3 separate regions of the Mus musculus genome follow, and all the other regions are linked to region 1. Evidence: chromatin loops called from intact Hi-C (ENCODE). Cell type or tissue: left cerebral cortex. All regions are shown on one strand. Each heading gives the region's core, and the rest is flanking DNA. Links, peaks and the distances in the headings are about the cores only.

Evidence for each region. A loop is a pair of places that touch in the nucleus more often than their neighbours do. Peaks named below come from ENCODE experiments on the same cell type or tissue, not always from the same donor. Only the 100,000 strongest peaks of a DNase experiment are listed, where the experiment ranks them.
Region 2: it touches region 1 in a loop (5-fold over the local background); 2 of 42 quality-filtered maps call a loop at or near these places.
Region 3: it touches region 1 in a loop (2.3-fold over the local background); 3 of 42 quality-filtered maps call a loop at or near these places.

What each region holds. Positions count from the first base shown.
Region 1 is chr3:34,645,849-34,651,094 of GRCm38, forward strand. The region is part of intron 3 of Sox2ot (SOX2 overlapping transcript (non-protein coding)); the gene reads left to right. It overlaps Sox2 (SRY (sex determining region Y)-box 2), which reads left to right and starts at 4,147. Exons shown (of 1, transcript NM_011443.4): 1 at 4,147-5,246. The coding sequence starts at 4,568. RefSeq lists enhancers at 82-1,663, 237-687, 329-720, 435-545, 508-580 and a promoter at 3,634-4,384. In left cerebral cortex, for the core only: a CTCF peak has its summit at 2,036 (motif pointing right); DNase peaks (open chromatin) are centred at 1,779, 2,068, 2,862 and 3,165; H3K4me3 peaks cover 704 bases; H3K27ac peaks cover 1,250 bases.
Region 2 is chr3:35,220,295-35,225,540 of GRCm38, forward strand. No RefSeq gene overlaps it. Among named protein-coding and RNA genes, the nearest start is that of 1700017M07Rik, 53 kb to the right of the region's middle. In left cerebral cortex, for the core only: no CTCF peak of the experiment used is centred there; a DNase peak (open chromatin) is centred at 2,189.
Region 3 is chr3:34,102,203-34,107,448 of GRCm38, forward strand. No RefSeq gene overlaps it. Among named protein-coding and RNA genes, the nearest start is that of Dnajc19, 23 kb to the left of the region's middle. In left cerebral cortex, for the core only: no CTCF peak of the experiment used is centred there; a DNase peak (open chromatin) is centred at 2,333; H3K27ac peaks cover 186 bases.

The DNA.
Region 1 (5,246 bases), core at 878-3,377:
ATGCCTGGCTCCAATGTAATGTTTCTCGCTGCAGAAGGATTCCTGCTATGGTTGTGGTCAGAAGAGATGCTCAGAAGGTTAGCTAGCATAAAGAGGAACTTAAAGGGGGTGGGGGGAGCACTTCGTTTGGTTAAAGCTGGTTCCCAATATATTTAACCAGTTCCAGAATTAGAAAGCCTTTCTGTACATTTTCTCTTATTTTTCTTGCTACTTTTCCTTATGTAATGAAATTAAAACTTTTGGAACCCACAGTTGACATTTTTCAGAAAATTGAGTTATCAAGGCAGTAATTATTTCTCGGGGAGATAAAACTCTCATAGCCCTAACTGTCAAATAGGGCCCTTTTCAGATTTTAATTACAAAATAAAATTAGTCTGCTCTTCCTCGGAATGGTTGGCGAGTGGTTAAACAGAGCTTTCCCCCAATACTGGTGGTCGTCAAACTCTGCTAATTAGCAATGCTGAGAAATTCCAGTTAACAAGGGCATTCTCCGAGACTCTGCAGGTCCCCTGCCGTTCGCCTTCATTTCCATAAGGAGATTAGGAGAGGAGGGGAACCCACTCAAATGCAGATGCAGGAGCGAAGCGTTTTTAACAAGCATCATAATAGTAAGATGCTTGGCTAGTTCTCGCTAATTACTGCAACTTAAACCTCTATTTGCCACTAAGAAGAAAAAAATAAGTCTACAGTCCGCACCTCCACAACATTGTCAGTTGGCTTCAGATATAATACTCGTCGAGGAGAGAAAAATGTAAAAGATTTTTAAATAAAATTGGGTTATGCTTGGCAGTTAAGGCTTCTGGCTTGGGCCAATAGCAGAACAAAATAAAATCTGATTACTCCAGGCATATGCTAATCACTAATGCTGGTCTAAAAGTGTATAGCTTTTTGCTGCCCATGAAGGGAAGTATTACATTAGATGAAGCACTTCCAATTTTCATAAACTATGCCAGTAGCAACATTTTAAATTCTCAGAGGATGAAGCACCCTGTTCCAAGTCTCTTTCTGCTAGTCAATAGTGTATTGTTGCTGGTACTGTAGTCAGCTATTATAACCCCAAAAGAGGCTTGCCTCTGTCATGGGCTGGGGCTGTCATAGTTATTATTATACTTAGGGGACTATGATGGTGTTGGATTGAAATCGGTGGCCAGTGATCTAATTTTTTTCAATATGTTCTAAAAATATTCTAATGAGAAAATAGGTTTTGCTACCGCCATCTTCTTTAATCTTATTTTCGTCGCAAATTATTATGCATAAACACCAGCCACCATTAGTTTATTGCCTCTGATAAGTACAGTAGACTTAATTAAAATAAAGCTGCAAATAAATACCACAAATGATAACACGACTGTAATGCACTCCCATAGTTTATTCATATGATAAAGCAATTAACAAGAGACCTAGCCAGACCCCCTTACCCTCTTTAAGTAGATTATTACAGAGTTCAGGTGCAAACACACATTGGAGAGGTTCAGACTATCCCCATTGGGGGAAGGAAAAAAAATCTGCCTCCTACTAACCTTGAAAGAAAGATATCAAGATTTCAAGAGATGTTCTTTTATCGTCATCCATTATCAGTATTTATATTAATAAATATTCGCCACCGTTGTCCACATCAACTCGTTGGGGTTTTTTTTCTTCAAACTTAATGATCCATAAGCTTTTTCTAAGTTTTCAGAAAAAAGTGCTATTAAGCACCTACAGATACATACACAATCACAAAGTGAATGCTCGGCCTGCCCTTCGTGGCGCGCGGACAATCATAATTCATTCATACTTTGAATCTCATAATTTATACCTATTTTCCCCTCGCTTAACCTCCCACTTATCTGGCGGTTCTATGTACATTTCTAAGTTAAGCAAATTAAATTTGATTCTTATGATTTCGTCCCACGGCTTATATGATATGTTAACTTTTCTTTTGTTTAGATTATGTGTAATTAGTTTGATCTTCCATCCTCCTCGGTTTTTTTTTTTTTAACTTTATTTTTACACACCTTCTTTTAAAGGTAAAAGCACTCTAGTAAAAGCAAGTCCACCAGCAGGGGGCGCAGCAGCCACATCTCAGAAACTAGGCGCGCTGAAAAGTCGGTGGCCGCCTTCCCTGGCTCAACCTTTGCTCTGGTCTCCAGAGATTCGTGTTGAGCGTAATAGTACACCCCGATTAAGGAGAAAACAATGCTTTAATTTGAAGAGTCCCAAATATTTACGCGTTTCTATAAGTCCTTTCCGGGTTCCCAAGAACTAAAGCAACCAAAACTTAAGGAGAACCTGGGGCAGTGAGAGGGGTGGACTAGAGAAGAAATTATTTATTTCAAGTTTACAGAATTTCTTTACCACAATTTTTCTGGGTCTAAAGTGGGCATAGTTAGCTGAGTGTGACAATAACAGCCAAGCCTGGGAGAATGGGGATTGGAGATGTGGGGGTGGGGAAGAGGCGTTGGTGGGCAGAGAGGGAAGGATAAACAGGGCAGTTTGTAAGGACAATGAGCGGAGCGTGGCCGGCAGATACCCTTGTGAACGTTTTCTTTAGGCAGAGTTGGGGTAGATGAGGGGAGGAGGGGCCGCGAGAGTATTGCAGGGAAAAAAAAGAAAGAAAGAAAGAAAATAAGTAACCCTGATGGTTTAAGCTCTTTATTTAAAAAAAAAAAAAAAATGGCATCAGGACTTTCTTCCTTCTCTCCCCTCTTTTGTACCCAAGTGCATTTTAGCCACAAAGGTTCCAACAAGAGAGTGGAAGGAAACTTAGACGGGGCTTTGTTTGACTCCGTGTAGCGACAACAAGAGAAACAAAACTACCTATTTGTAACGGACGTGGGGCTGTGGCTCTGGGCTTTTTGAGCGCCTGCCGATTGAAATCTTTACGTCTGGACAATGGGAGATCGGCTAAAATTACCCTCTCGGGTCCTGGGCAGGCAAGATTCTTGAACCCCTACCCCCGCCCCCAGCCCATTCTCCCACAGCCTGGGCTTGCTTGGTGCCGGCTCCTCGGGTTCGGCGGGCCTTCTCTCCGCCTGCACCTGCACCTCTGGACCCCGCGCGCTTCCCAGGCCCCGGCGCCTCTCGGCCGGGCCTTCGTGACTACCACCGTGCCTGTCAGCAGGGGCAATGCCGGCTGCGCTGCCCCATCCTGAGAACGCTGCGTGGGAGGGAGTTTGTGAGCGCAGCCCAAATGCCACCTCCGCGCCTCGCGGTGGGATGCCAGGAAGTTGCGTGACCCTCCCCCCATCCCCTGCACTCGGGAGCTTCTTTCCGTTGATGCTTTCGTCCCCAAGGTTTCCTCTGAAACTGCCACCACTAAAAATCCTCTTGTGTCAGGGTTGGGAGTTAGAAAGAGCGGGAGCAGAGTTCCAGCTTTGCCTTTGCACCCTTTGGATGGGGCAGGTTGGTGGAGTAGGGAATTAGGGGTTGAGGACACGTGCTGCGGTTCCTTGAGCCACACCTGAGTCGGCCTAGGAAAAGGCTGGGAACAAGGCCTGGTCCTAGCTCTGCTCTACAGTCAGCTACATGGGCAGAGGACTCGTGTTTGGGAACCGAGCCGATGACACGGAAGCCAGGAGGGCGCTGAGGCCCGAGGCTTGGGTCTAACTTCTCGTCTGTACGGTGAGAAGAGGGGGTGAGTGGGTGCTGGCGACAAGGTTGGAAGAGGGGCTGCGACAGAGCGCAGTGCCGCGGATGAGCGCAGAAACAATGGCACACCACCTCCGGCTCTGCCAGCTTCCTGAAATACTAGTTGGACAGTCGCCCTGAACCACCCATGGGCCTTGCCCCACCCTGGCCCCAGCTTCCCGCGCCCCATCCACCCTTATGTATCCAAGAGAGAGCCAATATTCCGTAGCATGGGGGAAAGGAGCTGTCGTCTTGGTGCTGTTTACCCACTTCCTTCGAACAGGCGTGCGCCGTGACCTGTTGCTGAAAACGGGGGGCGGGGGGGGGGGATACAAAGGTTCCCCAGCGGCCGGCTGCGGGCCCGCCTCCCCCGCGCGGTTCGGGGCACAGCGCTCTGCTGGGCTCGGCTCGGCGGCGCGGCAGGCCCCGCCCCCTTTCATGCAAAACCCTCTGGCGAGGCTGGGCTCGGGCGCAGGAGCCGGCGCTCGCTGATTGGCCGCCGGAAACCCATTTATTCCCTGACAGCCCCCATCACATGGATGGTTGTCTATTAACTTGTTCAAAAAAGTATCAGGAGTTGTCAAGGCAGAGAAGAGAGTGTTTGCAAAAAGGGAAAAGTACTTTGCTGCCTCTTTAAGACTAGGGCTGGGAGAAAGAAGAGGAGAGAGAAAGAAAGGAGAGAAGTTTGGAGCCCGAGGCTTAAGCCTTTCCAAAAACTAATCACAACAATCGCGGCGGCCCGAGGAGGAGAGCGCCTGTTTTTTCATCCCAATTGCACTTCGCCCGTCTCGAGCTCCGCTTCCCCCCAACTATTCTCCGCCAGATCTCCGCGCAGGGCCGTGCACGCCGAGGCCCCCGCCCGCGGCCCCTGCATCCCGGCCCCCGAGCGCGGCCCCCACAGTCCCGGCCGGGCCGAGGGTTGGCGGCCGCCGGCGGGCCGCGCCCGCCCAGCGCCCGCATGTATAACATGATGGAGACGGAGCTGAAGCCGCCGGGCCCGCAGCAAGCTTCGGGGGGCGGCGGCGGAGGAGGCAACGCCACGGCGGCGGCGACCGGCGGCAACCAGAAGAACAGCCCGGACCGCGTCAAGAGGCCCATGAACGCCTTCATGGTATGGTCCCGGGGGCAGCGGCGTAAGATGGCCCAGGAGAACCCCAAGATGCACAACTCGGAGATCAGCAAGCGCCTGGGCGCGGAGTGGAAACTTTTGTCCGAGACCGAGAAGCGGCCGTTCATCGACGAGGCCAAGCGGCTGCGCGCTCTGCACATGAAGGAGCACCCGGATTATAAATACCGGCCGCGGCGGAAAACCAAGACGCTCATGAAGAAGGATAAGTACACGCTTCCCGGAGGCTTGCTGGCCCCCGGCGGGAACAGCATGGCGAGCGGGGTTGGGGTGGGCGCCGGCCTGGGTGCGGGCGTGAACCAGCGCATGGACAGCTACGCGCACATGAACGGCTGGAGCAACGGCAGCTACAGCATGATGCAGGAGCAGCTGGGCTACCCGCAGCACCCGGGCCTCAACGCTCACGGCGCGGCACAGATGCAACCGATGCACCGCTACGACGTCAGCGCCCTGCAGTACAACTCCATGACCAGCTCGCAGACCTACATGAACGGCTCGCCCACCTACAGCA
Region 2 (5,246 bases), core at 1,218-3,717, 570 kb after region 1:
CACACACACACACACAATGGGAGTAAAAGAGCTAGCAGGTGAGCAGGTATCCTGGTATAGGCCTTTTGGACATTGAGCTCCACCCCTTTCTGTAAGCACAGCACCTGCTTCAGGCCAGGTCAGTGAGAACAAGATGGCAGTGGCATGTCACCACTCCTCCCTTCGGGCGTTCGTTCTCTTGATGTAATGGCTCTGATGATGAACGTGATGACAGTGATGATGAAGGGAGTCGCCCTGTGTCCAGCAGCTTCATGCTAATCCCTGAAGGAAGAGTGTAAATTAACCCATACCATCCTGCCACCATCCCTGATTTCTTGTTGGTCCTTTTCTTTTCAGATGAATAAATGAAGGTTTAGAATTCGGTTTACAAATTAGCACCAGAAACCAATGTACTTTCCCTAAGCTGTGGTCACTGCGGCTGAACCACTTTGTGTGTGTGTGTGTGTGTGTGTGTGTGTGTGTGTGTGTAACTCAAAGAGAACATCTTAGTTTTTAGGGGACTTTTGAGAGAGGACGATGATACAGAAGCTGGGCAAGCATGTTTGTTGTCTCCATGTGAAACTAGCTTGACTGAGGAGACTAAGTACGATTGGAGACACCTCTAGGGGAGGTTGTATACTAAGAGCAGGCCTTTTCAGGTGGTCCAGGTCTTTGGGAGTGTGTTCTATACAAGGTGCTTGTCACAGAGGTCAGAGGATCACCTCTGTTAAGATCAGGTGTGACACTTCCCAGGAGCAAGGAGGAACCTATAACAGGTCCAGAGAGCCTGATGTGACGCTGGGAAATGTGTTAGCCACAAGTCCTGGGTGAAGAATTGTGCAGCTACAGGAAAGAGAAGGAGAGATAAAGAGATGAGTTTGAATTTTATCCTGCCTTCGTCAGCTTCATGGCTTTGGATCTGTCCTATAGCGTGCCCCACTGAACCGGGGATTCCTCCTTTGTGGATGAGAATAAGAGCCTTGTAGGTGGTGGGGAAAATTGCAGGCAATATAAATAAAGGGCTTTGCCCTAAGGAGAAAAACAAAGGAAGAGGAGAATGCTCATTGCTCTGAGGGTGGGGCTGGCCAAAGCAGTGCAGATGCTCACTCTGGACAGATGGGCTGTTGACACAGGATTTCATGCAGAGAAGGAAACGGGCTCTGAGGCCACCAGAAAGGCACTGGCTCAATAGACTGACATCACAGATGGCCAGTTGTGGTCCAGTGCCTGGAGTAGGAATAGCCTTGAGGTGAGGGTCTGAGTACATCAGGCACTGGGGCTCTGATCAAAGTGTGAGAGGAACAGGAATATCTCAGTTCTTTTCCATTTCCACTGAGCACAGTCAGATACTCAAGAGCCCTGAGACCGGCACCTACAATTCTTCCCTTGGAATCAGACAGGGCCAACCTTACTCAGCCTGTCAGAACTGAAACTCCCACCCCTGCAAATGTCTTCCCTCCCTAGGCTTTGTTTCTCAGGTGTTCTTTAGTGCTGATATGTGTGCGTTTCTACTACATAAGTACATTTCTAAACTCTGAACTCTGCTAAACTTCAGTTTCAACTTTCACCCTAATACACATTTCATTCCTGATTAAGAATAGTCATACTGTGCATTAACAGATTTTTACTTAGAGTGTTTCTCCATACTAAGAGCACCTATGGCATGATGAAAACTCAGGACAGAACTCACAAACAAATCATGCTAAGGTGCATGCAGTATCAAATACTCTCCCTGCTTGGATCCTCCAGGGAAGGTCATAGCTACTTCCTTTACTGTCAATGTCCTGAAGCTCTGGACCAGTAGGGACACTCTGCATCAATTTCCTCCACAGGACCACTCCTCTTCATTCATGTTTTCATACTTGCATCTCTACCATCTCATTTAAATAGAAGATGTGGGGCTTTGGAAGGAATTCCCCATATAATAGTCCAAAACAGAAACCATTTACAGGTTTGTGAATCTAGAGTAGAGAAAGCATGGCTCTTATTGGGACAAATGGCTGTGCTATCTATTTTTTTTCCAGTTTAGAAATAAATTGGGAGCGGTAGCAAGGGCTGTGCTTGGAGACTGTGCTTCTCTCACAGCTCAGCCCCAGCTTTCTCAAAATTCCTTTCCAGTCAAATTCTCATCATCAAGGTGCCTGGCAACCAGATCTGGCTTCATACAGTTCTTCAGAGAGTCTCTATTCCTGTCTGTCACACACTGGAGTGAGAAGCCAGGCAAATGCCATAAACCACTCAGAAGCCTTTCAGTCCCCCTCCCCCCAGGGTGACCAACAAATCTGTTCCTATTGGGATTCCTGTTAAACCCTTATAAATACTGCTCGGTCCTCCATGGCCATTTATGAGACTTCTACTTGGTTTTTGAAATGCTCTCTAGCCTTCTTGCTTTTATCTTTCCTTCCCTCTTATTGATTTTTCTCCTTAAGACTTTAATTCACTCTTCTGCAGTTGCTGCAGTCAAGAGCAAAATTCTGCAGATCACATAGAGATAACATTCTCACCCAGGCTGGGTCACACACATCTCACACAAGAATACCAGCTTCCTGCAGATAACTGGTCCTTTCCTGCTTTCCAAACCCTTTTGGCCTCTCTTTTCATTTCCCTCCTCTCCTTTACTATTTGAGACTTAATCTTACTTCAGTTTTATTCTTCACGCTGAGCTCATCTGAAATGTGCCAATAATTGCTACCAGCTAAATCTGGCCTCATCATTCTGAAAATTCCTCATTGAAATCAGCCCCGTGGAACAGGGATCCGGCCACTTCCGCAGGTTAAAATGACATCTGGGTTGCAGCCTCCCTGGTAGAGTGTATAATGCATGTGTAGATCATTCTTGTTCAGTTATATTTCGAGAGACAAAGGCATATAGAACTTAGCAAAATGAGCTAACAAAATGTTATTTAATTTGGTGAAAATTTCATGTAAGTAGCAATTAAATCAACGCAGAGGTTAAGGGTAGATAGAATGAACTTGGACACCATAGAGCAACTTTCTCTGTTTTCCGGATAAGTGTTTACTAAATTCAACAAATATTTCCTGAGTTCTTAGAGTGTTTGTCTCCCTCAAGATCATCTTTGTCACAGTGTGTGTGTGTGTGTGTGTGTGTGTGTGTGTGTGTGTGTGTGTGTGTGGTGTTATAAACATGCAAACAAAGGAGAGAAACCCTGGTTGACTATGTAGGTAGTAGAGGGCATTTCCAGAGGGAGTTGCCATTTGATAATTCAGAGAAGACTATTACTTTTGCTTTTTTCAATGTCTAGCTTCATCTCCTAAGCTAAGTTATCAATAGAATTGTCACATTAACTCACCAGTAGTCCTGTCATTTACAAAGCGCTGGCAGCATTTCACAACTTATTTTAATTTTCCTCCAAATATGACTGAGGATTAGAGACAAGAGAGGAGATGCAAGCCACACTCACAAAGAACTTAAAACAGACCTCTGGGTTCATCTTTACATCCTATTTCCCTTCTCAGTGCACAGGTATTAACCCTGTGCTCAGATCCAGTCCCCTACTGTGAAAACTTAGTGCCCAAGGAAAGCTCGAGCTTCTGGGTTGAGGAGATGCCTCAGAGGAATAAAAGCACTTGGTATGCAAACATGAAGGTCAGGGTTGGAAACTGAGTACCCACTTCAAAAGCCATGTATGAATGGACAGTTGCCTACAACCAAAGCACTTTGGGGACTAGAGACAGAAGACACAGCTCTTTTGATATCATTGACATCTGAAGACCCCACCCACCCCACCCCACCCGCCTGTGGGAGAATGGCTTCTTCAGCCATATCCACAGGGCACAGAGGAGGAGCTGAGCCCAGATGGAGGGAGCACCCATTTGATTGGCAGAGAAGCAAGTGGGTGTTAATAATCTATCTCTTCTATGTTCTGAGCTCTTAGACCTTACACAAGCTCCTGGCTTTCATTGTTTGTTCACCTTACTAGTTAAAATAATTAAATTAATAAATCGCTATGTGCATGAACTCGTAATTTAGACTACTGATCTTTTGCAATTTCATTTAACCTACAAAACAACAATGTTCAAAATCTGAGGCACTGAGGCTGATAGAGAGTTATCCACGATGTCAGAGCTGGTTCCAAGACTCATGCCAGCCTCACAGTTACTCTGGGGTCTAAATAATAGTCACTGCCTCTGGCAGGGGGGTAGTGCTCCCCTTGTCTGGGCCCAGCTCCTAATTCCTTCCACTGTGGATGTGGTTGAAGAAGCCATTCTCCCACAGAAGGAAGCCCTTCTGTGGTAAATGATACAATAAGAGCTGTGTGGCAAGGCCAGCATTTTCCCCAAGCCCTCTCCCGGTCCATTCAGAGAACAACACAGCATCTCAAAAGCCTACATCTCTCTCCACTTCTATTTTTGTGTTCATTTTCTGGGCGTAGAATGAGTTCAGAGCACATTGATTGTTTATGATTTCCAAATAACAAATGGGCAATCCCTGCTTCATCCAGTCAGGTCTAAGATACAAGCAGCACTGGCATGTGCCCCGTGCTTACCCTGCCAGCCCTCTATGAGTGGATTTCTATGTGGTTCTTAGGCAGAGTCAATGATGGGATAAGAGCTGGTATCTCACTCTGTTCCAGATACCACCAATCGAAGAGCAAGGCCCATAATGTCACATGATTGGAAAAGAGAGGAGCTGAAGAGAGAAAAAGAAAAAGAAAGAGAAGGGGGAGGTAGAGGAGGAGAAGCCGAGGTGATGCAGACGGAAGCAGAGCAGGAGACAGAAGAGGAGGCGCAGGAGAGAAGGAGCAGGAGAGGAAGAGCAGGAGCAGGAGGAGCAGGAGAGGAGGAGCAGGAGAGGAGGAGCAGGAGCAGGAGGAGGAGCAGGAGAGGAGGAGCAGGAGCAGGAGGAGCAGGAGAGGAGGAGCAGGAGAGGAGGAGCAGGAGCAGGAGAGGAGGAGCAAGAGAGGAGGAGCGGGACAAGGGAGGAGGTGAAGGGAAAAGAGCAGGCAAAGGAAGAGGAGAGAGGAGGAAGTGTGAGAAGGGCAGAAGGAGGAGGCACAGGAAGAGGTAGAGGATGAGGAAGGAGCTTTTGGCAGAATTCCAGGTTCGGGGGCTCTAGCTCCACGGAACTTGGGGAATAAAAATCAGGCTTTGGGCTGTCCAGGTTCCAAGTCACAGGGCCTCCATAGCTGGCAAGCATCAAGCCGGAAACTCTGCTGAATAGAGCCCTAAATGTTTTTTTGTTTGACATTCATGCTTAACAGAAAATGATGAATCCATTAGCAACCCCTTCCGTTGCCAAAAGAAACA
Region 3 (5,246 bases), core at 1,218-3,717, 540 kb before region 1:
AACAACTGTGCTCAATTTTTTTATTTTTTTTGTCATGGATTAGGTTTTTGTTTCTCTTATGTAGGGCATAGAAACATACTTCCCATTTGTGTGGTAGGCCTGTGTTTAACACGTTGAGGAAATGGTAACCTGTTCTCCAGAAAACTCTAAAAACTCACTTTACTATAAGAGCAATGTCTACACTGACAAATGTTAAAATCAACTCTTTGGAATCCTAAACTCATTCAGAACTCAGGACTCATTTAAAAGAGGAAAGAAACCAGAGGAGCATCTGAGTGTCCGTCAGAATGCTTGGTTGGGGGAGGGGAAGGGGGAGGGGGAGGGGGAGGGAGAGGAGGAAGGGAGAGGGAGAGAGAAGGAGAGGAGGAGGGGCAGGAGGGAGGGGGAGGGAGAGGGAGAGGAGGAGGGGGAGGGAGGGGGAAGGAGAGGGGGAAGGGGAGGGAGGGGGAGGGGGAGGGAGGGGGAAGGAGAGGGGGAGGTGGAGGGAGTGGGAGGGGGAGGGAGGGGGAGGGAGGGGGAAGGAGAGGGGGAGGGGGAGGGAGAGAGGGAGAGGCTCTCATGAAGAAAGCTGGCGCTTTGCAGTAACCTAACAAGTAGCCTAAACCTCATCTGTTGTGACAGAGAGTGGAAAGTGTGAGGAGATGCAGTTTTATATGTCTGAGCTAGGACATCCCTGACACCTCCCCACACTTGCCTACTCCACTTTGGCAACAATGTAATCTCCCACCCCATGTTTGCAGCAAGGCATGTCTTTGTTAGAGAAAACCAGGGTCTCCAGTTGAGCTACTGGCATATGATTGGTAATGAGGCACAGCTATTGCGAATCCCTGCCAATGTGAAATGGATTAGACAGGGGTTGTAAGCACAATGGTAGTCTCCATTTATTGAGCACTTACTATGGCTAGATTTGTTTGAGCCATTCATTATCTCCACGGGGGGTGGGGGCTGACAAAACCTATAGGGATTGGATGACCTCTGTGTGACCTTCAGCTCCAGGATTAGGTCAGAAGCAGCATTAGGCAGTGTCTGGCATAAATATGTCTGTTGGCACTTATCTCCATCATTATCTTGGAAAAATGCTCTCTGTAGCTCTCAATGTGTAAAGCTTGGGGTTGGGTGGTAATGGTTGATCCAACCAATGCCCCCCTTCCCTGATCTTCCTCCACATCCTCGAGAGTGTGTCCTGAACCATCTGAACTCTTAGCCCCTTCCACATAGAACCCTGGAAGAACATGTTCCTTTCTCCGCGTGTTTGACACAAACAGAACAAAAGGACCCATCTGAAAGCTCTTGAGAAAGGGCCACCTCCCTAGACAGTTTTGTGTTCTCAGTAAAACTGAGACCTGCCTTGTGATTAGATAAAACAGTGGTCATCTGCTTCATCTTTTGCAATCAGCTTGGTTAACCCGGAAGTTCTGAGGTCTTTTGCCAATAAATACCCAGTATTACTTGCAAACCTAGGCTGCAAATAGGAATTTAACAAAATGGTTATTTTCTGGTTTGATCGTGGGGTGTGTTTTTTAAAAAGGCACTATTTTATAGGTTCACAACTAAGCTCCTGCCACATTTTCACTCCCTCCAATCCTTTTTTTTTCCTAATTAAATAACTGGAAAGATGTGTAAAACCATTAGCTCCAGACTAAACAGAACAAAAAGGTAATATTTAGATTAATATATTTTTAATGGACAGTTTTTTTGGAGGGTTACAGGCATGGGAACAAAATTAAAATTGCTATATGGTTGCCACACTTCAGAAAAAGAGTCAAGTTTAATGATAAATCTGGCCTTAGAGAGCCAGCCAGAATGGATAGGGTCTGAATAGGATTTAAAAACCCAACTGTGTGCAGAAATTAGAGTTTTGCCCTGAATCATATGGAATTACAGTGCTGGGTGCGTGTGCCATGCCTACACAATAAAGCCCAAAGGAAGCAGCTATTTCTGTTGGTTTTATTAAACCAACCAAGCAATTTAATTCTTTTGTTCAGGAGAGTTCTACTTCATTGATTAACAAAAGCAGGGATATAATTTTTTCAGCCTTTTTGAAAAGCCTGAAATGTCAAGCCTTTTAAAGCAGATTATTGTGCCTCTGTGCAGTGAATACAGCCAGAGTAACCTTTTGTCTACAATTAAATATTCTAGCATAAATATAAAAGAAAATCAGAGATGGGAAAGATTGACTCACAAGAGATTGGAGAGGTAGATCCTCACACTGATAGCGAAGCAGCAGCTTGCTTCTAATTAAATATGCGGCTGACTCTCCATGCTCTCGCTCGCTAGCAGCCGCACAGAGGAGAAGCGGCTGAGGAGAGGAAGGAAGGAGTCTATCACATCATCTCTCTGTCCACAGGCTTTCCTTGGGGCTTATGAAGGTATTTTAGAATTTTTATATTGGCATTTTTTTTTCAGGGGAGATAAAGGTGGTGAACCCTCAAGGGCAGCCAGACCTCAGTCTTGAAAGTTTAGGCTTGCTTGCTGTTCAGCAGCTGAGCTTCCTAGATCTCTTCCTAGTCAGAAACCAAGGTTGATAGTGATGACTTTGGTTTTGAGGGTTGAAGCCATCCAGTTAGGTAGGCTGCAGTGCAAAGTGACCTTTTTTGTTATTTTGAATTGGGGCTACTTATTGATTTTCCTCTTCTTTAGCCTATCGCATGCTAAAGTCTTTAATGCATATTTCGCTATTTGTACCTTGAGAGTATGAACCCAGAAAGCCAAATTCCAGTTAGTATCCTTTAGCTGTGTCTAACAGAATGCATTTTAGAAAAATGATAAGGCTTGCATTTGGACTCTTGGATTTATTGATATTCATAAGCCTTTCATCTTCATGCACACTCACGCATCTTCAGAGAAGTACTTAAACATGGCACTCGGAAAACGCTGATGGCACGGAATAGGGCTGATCCTCTTAGAGTCTGCTGCTTACACAGAAAAACTGGAAAATAATAAGAACTGAAATCTCTACTCTGTAACTTTGCCTTTCCATCCCAGGTCTTGACATTATGGAGAGGAGTGGGTTCCCTCCGAGGGCTGTTGCCTGTTGCGTGTCTGATATGCACATAGAACCTTTCCCCGTTTGTAGGTGCAATTTATGTTCGGTTGTGAAAATACTTGATTGCAGATGGGTTTGAAACAACATTGGAATTCAGTAGGCTTTTCCTTTGTGTATTTACTGTACTAAGTGTTCCCTGGGTTGTGATTTTGAATACAATCAGACACCTGGTGCCTTTTGGAAGCGTGCCACTGAGAAAGGCTCCATATTTGTAAATTAATAGTTTGTACCACTCAAAAAAAACCCGATTGGGGCAATAATTGAATGTTAGGAATGGAGCTTACATTTTTTTCCACCTTGTAAGATTTCCCCTTTTAATAAGCAAATTTCTCAAGTAACAGGCTCCACTGAAGGGAGGCAAACTCCCAATAAGTCTTACTGTGCTATTTGCCTTTCCTCTGATTAGCGTAAAGAGTGTGTTCAATGCAGTGTTTAATAAGGACTGTTTAAGCCAGGGTTCAAACTTAGCCTTCTGTAGGATATAGGGAAATGTGTTTGGTTGTCAATACTAAATTATTAAACTTTATACAGAAAACATCAAGCTACATTAAAAAATTATGAATTTTTAAATGGAAGTAACACAGTTTGATGATTTAAGAAGTTAAAAATGTGACAGGCATATTCCATAAGGGTAGCAGTCTTTGTAACAATTTGCCCTTCCTAAGTGTGGTCTACAATAGCCACCCAGGCTTTGTGTGTTTAAAGTGGAGTTCTCCACCTGGGATCAAGTGTATGGTAGAGATGTAAATGTATAGCTGCATCTGTCTCGTATGCCTATGTAAAGTGTAGTTTGTATCTCATATTACCTATACAATTTAAGCACACTTTGTTTTGGTTTGGTAGGAATTAAGCATGCTGGTATTTCTGGGGAGAAGGATGTTTCTATAAAAAGGTATTTCCTCCCCCTGGGTGAGAGATACCATAGTGATCAAGTGTTAATTCTCTGGCCAGAAATAAATAATAATAGCAAGCAAACAAAACCAAAGAAACCAGGAAGCAAAGAGCACCGACAGCTCCTATAAAATGATGACGCCGACCTTCAACCTCCACTGACAACTGCGAGGTTTCATACTTGAATGTATCCTTCTTTTCCACTTCAAATGTGCAGTTGCCTTTGATATATATTTGTATCGTAAGTTATTTAGCGTGCAACTGGCCGTGTCTCTGTTCTTTTGAAGGAGTGTGTTTATGCTCCGATGAGAGCACGGATAAACCGTTGAGGTATTTCCGAAGTTGTCTGCCTGCGATGGGGAAAGGTGATTTGCTTATGCAAATGAAAGACGACTGCTCTGCCAGCCCTGGCTTTTCCTGCTCTGCTCGCCTTTCCCAGTTTTACTTTTGATTAACACAAAACAAGAGATGAGCTGTCACCTCACCTGTGAATATGTTATTTTCAGCAAATCCAAAATCAAACCGAGGTTCTGGTTACTTTGATTTTATTTATTGTTTTCTTTAGAGATGCTGGTGATCTAGAAACATTTATGCTTAAAAAACAAGTTTCATAATGACTACTTCAAAATGCCTAGAAACTTTTCTCATCCGATATCAGGGTTAAGGCAGTGAGTTCCAACCACGGATTCAGTGTAGGCTCCGAGAGGATGCTAATGATAAAGTAAAGCCCACCTGAAGCACCACGGGCACGAAGCACCGTGCTTTCTCCCAGTTCCTTATCAATGCTTGCTGTTAGCAACACTTTGTTTCTATCATTAATTTTCTAAAAAAAAAAAAAAAAAAAAGCCCCTCTTATTATAATATTTGGCTTCTTTTAATTGTAATTCATGGGATTTAATTTTGAACATTTGGCAGTAAAATGCCAAACACTGAACTGAATGGCTGTAGGGGAGTCAAATTAATTATAAAGGACGGCTCATGTTCATTTACATTTAATTTTAACGACCAGTTTAAAATTATGATTTGAATTACATTTTTATTTAAAAACAAGGTTTGATTACGTGACACACGATTCAGGATGAAAATTATGGGACAGAGAACAGGAGAAGTGGTCTGAATGATGGCACAGGGCACACCGCCGTTGCCTCATTCACCAATGGTGTGGCATACAGAAGGTCCTCAGCCTGCAGGGATGTCCAGCGTTTGAGGAGCAGGGAGATGCTGGGGAGGAACAGAAATGTAGATTTCTGCTGTCAGGTGCTGTGCTGGCTGCTCAGGGCAAGTTAAGCTGCACAGCAGCCGAGTAGAT